Regions from separate parts of the Mus musculus genome. Here region 1 is linked to region 2. A link is a contact called in ENCODE Hi-C or POLR2A ChIA-PET data. All regions are on one chromosome and are shown on one strand. Each heading gives the region's core, a stretch centred on a gene start or an enhancer-like site at or near the end of the contact. The rest is flanking DNA. Distances are from core to core; before and after follow the strand shown.

Region 1 (3,034 bases), core at 391-2,890, 60 kb after region 2:
GTTCCTTTGTATTTAAAGTCCCTGAGGTTGACCTGATGCAGCCTGTGATCCTTTCAGAACTGAGGCAACAGGACCGCAGCCTGGATGCTGTCTTGCGCTGTAGTATAGAAAATTCTTATCTTTTGAAAAGGAAAAAAAAATATGGTCTCAATTGGCCCATGTTTTCTGTTTTAGAATTGGTAGGGTTCATAAAATATATGAAAAAAGCCTTTGGTGCTCTTGGTTATTTGCAGGTGAGCCGATGGTGGCTGCAGAGATGGGTGTGTGGGATAACTACTGTGTGAAGAAGCAGCTGCTACACTCCTGGTGAGTGTACACGATCATGGCGGCTCGCGGGCGGGCGGCAGACACAGCAGTTTGGGTTGATAGCTCATCTGTCCTCTCTTCCTCCTTTTCAGTACTGTGATCGCCACCAACATTCTCCTGGTCGACGAGATCATGCGAGCTGGGATGTCCTCTCTGAAGGGTTGAGGCCTGCCTGTGATACTACAGGATGTTGGGGGGAATGGTTATTTTTGTCCAAGCTTCAAGTGATTTGGAAAAAAATTTTCTCTTCCTGATTGGAGAAAAGAAACGGGACATTTGACACCTATTCAAATTATACTGTAAAATTTTATTTTATTTTTGCCTTGAGTATCTGAAGACACTCAAAGCAGCTCTTTTTCAACCCACTGAACAAGATGTTTTAGCTACACCGATACAAAAATTACATAAGATAAGCATGTTGTCTACCCTTGTTCCGTAAGTGTTCTTTGAAAGTTTGTAATGGTTTTCTCCTAAATAAGGCATGGTGACACATGCCTGTAAGCCTAGCCCTTTGGAAATAGTCCGGAATTTCTATGCCAACTCAGGCTACAGGAGACCCCAGGTCGAAAGAATAATTTGTTGTGGATGTATTTGAAATTATCCAGCCAACTCCCTGTTAAACATGTAAGATCCTTGCCAGTGTAAAACACATCTGGGTAATTTATGGGTTTCATAATGTCTAATAAATACTTAAAGAGTGAAGCTACTGGATCATTCACACTTGAAATGACTGAAAATGCTTCAGAAAAGCTAATAAAGCCAAGTTACTCCGTGGAGGCTGGAAGGTCAGAACTCTGCCACCCAACTTCCAGACATGGGAACACAAGAGGCTGAGAGAGTTACACATTTAACAGCCAAAAGGACGGTTGTTGAAGAATAAGGGTTTGGGTGAAACAAGATTTTTTAGGCTATTTTCTATCTTGGTTTTGCATCATACCTGTAACAGCTTATCTCTTTGGTTTTCATGTACTTGATTTTATGTGTGATACTTGGGGAGAGGGGCTGGCTCCGTATTCCACAGTGAGTGAGTGAACAGCTCAACTGAATAGAGGAAAATATCTGGGTGGAGAGTTGGCTCAGCTACGTACTACTGGTTCTCACAGACAGGCAGTTAGTGCCCAGCACCGTGGGCAACTTCTAGCCAGCTGAGACTGCAGCACATTGGACCTGCAAGGGTGTTAACATCACACAAAAGCAGTCAGATAAAATCAGAGTAGGATGGGTGTGGGCCTGTGTTCATTCATGGGCGGGCCTGACAGGCAAGCTCCCAAGGAGCGCCCTGCCATTGGTCACTGAGTCAGTGCGAGTGCGCAGGCGCGAAGAAGCGCCCGAGCAGACGCATGCGCTCTGAGTTCTGGTTCCCCAGCATGGGTTCCTTGCTCCCTCCGGTGTTGCTGCTGTGGCTCCTGTCCTGCCCCAGGCTTCAGCTAGGTCAGTGTGTGGCTCTGTGCCTATATCACCCTTATCCTTGAACACCTGAAAGTGACTGTATCCTGCGCTCTAGATGCTACCCTAACCTCGGAGGGGGTTTGCAGGGTCTCGGGCTACTTGCTGGGGCTGGCCATCATGAAACTGCACTTTTTCTTTTTTTTTTTCTTTTTTTGAAGCAGGGTCTCTTCTGGTATTCAGCCCTGTCTGGGGCGTTGGGAGTAAGGCATTCTGATTTTCCTTTTCTCCATTTCCATGTCTTGAGCTGGTGCACTCGTGTGACTCGTAGCTTTTATTTGTAGAAAGCTTTGAAAGTTAAAGATACGCTTAAGTCACATACATAGTAATCGGATACTCAAAATGTTGTTTAAATGCACCTTTTATCTCTAGTTACTTTTGGATTCAGTTTTTCTTAGGATATTTTATGTGTATGAGTGTTTTGCAACCTCGTATATAGGTGCACCACGAGGGTGTCTGGTGCCGGCGGAGGTCAGGTTGGATCCCTACAACAGAAGAAACATGGTTATAAACCACTGCTTGGGTGCTGGAGACTGAAAACGGAGCGTCTTCGAGAGCAACAGGAGCTCTTATATACTAATATCCTATTTTATTTTATACTTGAGGCAGAGGCTCAACTATGTCGCCTTGTCTGGCCTGGAACATAGACCAGGCTAACCTCAAATTCATAGAGATTCAAGCACTCTCTCAGCTAAGCTACGGCGCAGAGGCCCCTTGTTTAGGGGTTTGGTTTTTTTTTTTGGGGGGGGGTGAGGGTGGGTTATTTATTTATTTAATTATTTATTTATTTATTTTGGTATAAAGGTCTTGACTGTGTAGCCCTAGCTTGTCTTGAGCTTGTGATCTCCAGCGACAGCTTCTTTAGAATTGGGATTATAAGGCATAAAATATGGTCTTAGATTGTAGTTTGTTATGTGACAGAATCTCACTATGTAGACCAGGCTGGCCTCAAATCACAAAGATCCATCAGTTTCTGCCTCTGTATGCTGGGGCTTAGAGGTGTCCACTTTTTATGTATGTGTTTGTGTGCCGTGAGTGTACAGATACTGGCAAAGGACAGAAGATTTAACCTGGTCCTTAAAAAAAATTTAATTTTGGCTTTTAGAGACAGAGTTTCTCTGTGTATCCTTGGCTGTCCTGGACTCATTCTGTAGACCAGACAGGGCTCAAACTCAGAGAAATGCCTGCCTCTACCTTCCAAGTGCTGGGATTAAAGGGCCACCACTGCTCAACCCTAAAAATATTTTTTAAAATGTTAGTTTGTTAAATTACAATCAAACTA
Region 2 (3,187 bases), core at 602-3,101:
AAAAAAAAAAAAAAAACCTAACAAAAACAGTTTAGCCAGATGTGGTGATGCTGTGATATTCTCTGTTGAGAATGACAGAGTCACTGGGACATAGTTCAGAAGTTAAGCTCCCGACCAAAAAGTGTAAGCTAGGTGTGGTGGTGTGTGCCTGTACTACCTGCATTTAGGAGGTAGGCAGATCGAGCCAGAGGCTCGTGGGTTAAGAGCACTGGCTGCTCTTCTAGAGGCCCTGCATATAACTCTCAACATCTAACATGGCAGCTCACAACTACAGCCCTATAGGATCTGATGCCCTCTTCTGGTAAGCAGATATACATGCAGACAGAACACCTATATACATTAGATAAACAAACAAACAAACAAGAGGTAGGTAGAGGCAGGAGGATCAGGAGTTCAAGGCTAGCCTTGTCTGCATAGTGAGACCCTGTCACAAAAACAAAACAAACCACAAACAAACAAAAAGCAGCTCCAATATATTCTTGGCTAATGTTTTAAGGACTTTTATATTAAGTAAACACGAGTCTTCTTCATGCCTCGTTATCATCTGCACAGCTTTTGTGGTTTTCAAACCTACAACTCCACTTGAAAACATTACACTAGCATACTTACTGCAGCCAGAAGAGCAGAGGTTTGGGAATAACTAAATGTCAGCCATGTGACTGGTTGTTTCTCTTTCCTTTTTAAATTTCCTGTATTCAGGACCTTTGTACCGGTTAAACCGGCACTCATCCTCTGAGCTACATACCCTATAGTTCTGTTTTCTTTAGACAGGGTCTTCCTATGTAGCCACGGCTGGCCTGGAACTTGCTATGCAGACCAGGCTGGCCTTGAACTCACAGAGATCTGCTTGCCTCCCGTGTTGTGACTATGCCTGGCTCTGTATAGTAGAAGAATAAGAATTTTTCTTTCCTATCAAAATGGCAAAGCCTTCAGTATATATAGCTCAGTGGAATACGTCCAATGGCATTACGAGTTGTCATCTGTGTGGAGAAGTGATTCATATTCATATACATGTTTAAAAATTCAGTACGTATCTATATGTTAAGTGCTCAACATACAGACAGGAAAAACACTTATACGCTTAATATTATTTTCTTTTTAAAAAAATGTTTAAAAGAATGCTTTCAAAGACTGGGCACCACTGTCCAGCCATTAGTTGTTAGTTTTTAGCAGGCTTAGTAGCTCATACCACTTTGGAAGTTGAAGCAGGACTGCTACGAGTTAGAATACCAGTCCGTGTTAGACAGTTCGTGGTCTAGCTGGGACATAGAATGAAACAAGGATTACTATTTGTTTCATTATTTTAAAAAAATTAAAACAAAATCCATTTTAGTTTTCAAGCTGCCTCAATGACCTGGGCCCTAAGAACAGACTGATCCTGAGTCTCCTCAACGCCCATCGCACCACTCCTAAAGCCATCTAGTACTTTCTACCTAGCGTAGTCCTCCCGTCAACCTCCGGGGTCTTAAAACGACCAGGGTACAGGGGAAGGCTCCATTTTCTGTGCTCCCCAATTTACGGATAAAACAGGCAAGGAAAAAAAAAAAATGAACCTGGGAAATCTCGCGAGAGTGTGAGGGAAGCATCCCGGAGTCCAGTAGCTAGAGACACCCTGCAACTAGAGGCCGACGCCTCTGCTTCCTGTCACACCCAGTCGAGTGCAGAGGCCGAAGCATCCCTCACACACGACCTGCAGGGCTTTTCCTGCACCGCGGAGCCGCGCAGCCTCCACGCTGCAAACTCTTAAAAGCGCCGAACCGTGACGCTGGGGGGCGAGCACAACGGAACCTTAAGATCCAGAGTGCCGATGACGGGAGAACCAGTTTCTCAGATGCGCAATGACGTCGCAACTGGGCGTGGTGGGCGGGTCTTAGAGAGACCAGCGTTGGATTAAGCCAATCAGCGGGCGGCAGGAGGGTCGCCACCCAATGGAGGTGCTCTGTGGGCACGCCGGGGGCGGGCCGGGTGCGTAAGACTTTTCGAGAAGACCCCGCAGAGAGCACGTTGTTCTCGGCCTCTCCCGGAGCTAGGCCAGCCATGGCGGCGGTAAAGACCCTAAATCCGAAGGCCGAGGTGGCCCGGGCCCAGGCAGCGCTGGCGGTGAACATCAGCGCGGCTCGGGGCCTGCAGGATGTTCTGAGGACCAACTTGGGGCCTAAGGGCACCATGAAGATGTAAGCCCGGGCTGGCGGGAGGGCGGGCCTGGCGGCTCGATGGCCGCAAACTCGAGTCGCTGCCTCCAGGCCTTCGCGCTAGCGTTTTCTTTCTCCCATGTCTGGGCTGCATCCCATCCAAACCCCCCGAATCCGCGCCTTTCGGGGTTGGCATTTGCACCTATTTCTTATAGAGGAAGAGAGTGGCGTGTGCAACCTTCCCGAACCCAGCCCCGGGCCCCGAGTTTACTGGGATGTAGGAGTAAAGTCCAAATTTCAGGGGATCTGTTTTTGTTACCTCGTTAGCTAGCAAATGAATAAAGTTCACTGAGACATAGCGCTTGGATTTTTTTTTAATTAGTCTTAATTCACTCTCTTTTCTCGCCTCTCGTATCCGTTCCTCAAATTGCGGTTGCTTTGGAGTCGTATATTTCATAGCCTCCTTTGGTTCCCTTTACACCTCATTCTTTTTTGTGGGAATTTTCTTTATGTATTTAGTTGAGATCGGGTCTGACTGATAAGTTACGGCTTGTCTGGAACTCCCTGTGATTCACTTGCCTTCAAGAGGGGATGGGGGATATACATTACCTCCCCTTGGCTGCTTTGTGGAATTCTTACTTGTTTTGTTTTAATTAGAAAAAGTCACATCCTTGCTCATCAATTCCTTCCCATTTGGCAGGCTTGTATCTGGTGCTGGAGACATCAAACTTACTAAAGATGGCAATGTGCTGCTTCATGAAATGGTAAGAGGCTGCCGGGCTGGGTTTAAAAAAAAATTTTTTTTTTTGACCTCTTGCTCCATTTGAGGTGAATAAAATTCTTCATCAGGTCATCATGTCTTTCAGGCAGAAATATAGGAAGTGCTTTAGTGGGTGAGGAACTCTGTCAAATGTGACACATGTGTTTGGATCCTTGGGTTTTTTGTTTGTTTTGGGGGGGTCTACTTTGTAGTCTGGGCTAAAATAAAAAATTGTATAAAAGAATATTGTTATCTCTACTTTAGCTAAATATTGTACCACATAGCTATAATCCCG

Evidence for each region. Hi-C counts contacts between places; a loop is a spot of excess contacts on that map. ChIA-PET counts read pairs that join two places held with the same protein, here RNA polymerase II (POLR2A).
Region 1: POLR2A ChIA-PET joins it to region 2 with 168 read pairs in Patski. The contact joins the promoter of Sumf2 here to the promoter of Psph in region 2. A Hi-C loop is called at or near these places in 5 of 37 maps with a recorded cell type or tissue (T-helper 1 cell, T-helper 17 cell, T-helper 2 cell and 1 more). POLR2A ChIA-PET finds 5 or more read pairs at or near these places in 5 of 5 experiments (Patski and embryonic stem cell).

What each region holds. Positions count from the first base shown.
Region 1 is chr5:129,845,350-129,848,383 of GRCm38, forward strand. It overlaps Sumf2 (sulfatase modifying factor 2), which reads left to right and starts at 1,641. Exons shown (of 9, transcript NM_026445.2): 1 at 1,641-1,737. The coding sequence starts at 1,647. It overlaps Cct6a (chaperonin containing Tcp1, subunit 6a (zeta)), which reads left to right. Exons shown (of 13, transcript NM_009838.2): 12 at 234-306; 13 at 399-1,094. The coding sequence ends at 471.
Region 2 is chr5:129,785,402-129,788,588 of GRCm38, forward strand. Psph (phosphoserine phosphatase) reads right to left here and starts at 1,852. Exons shown (of 8, transcript NM_133900.4): 1 at 1,554-1,852. Cct6a (chaperonin containing Tcp1, subunit 6a (zeta)) reads left to right here and starts at 1,955. Exons shown (of 13, transcript NM_009838.2): 1 at 1,955-2,174; 2 at 2,833-2,896. The coding sequence starts at 2,038.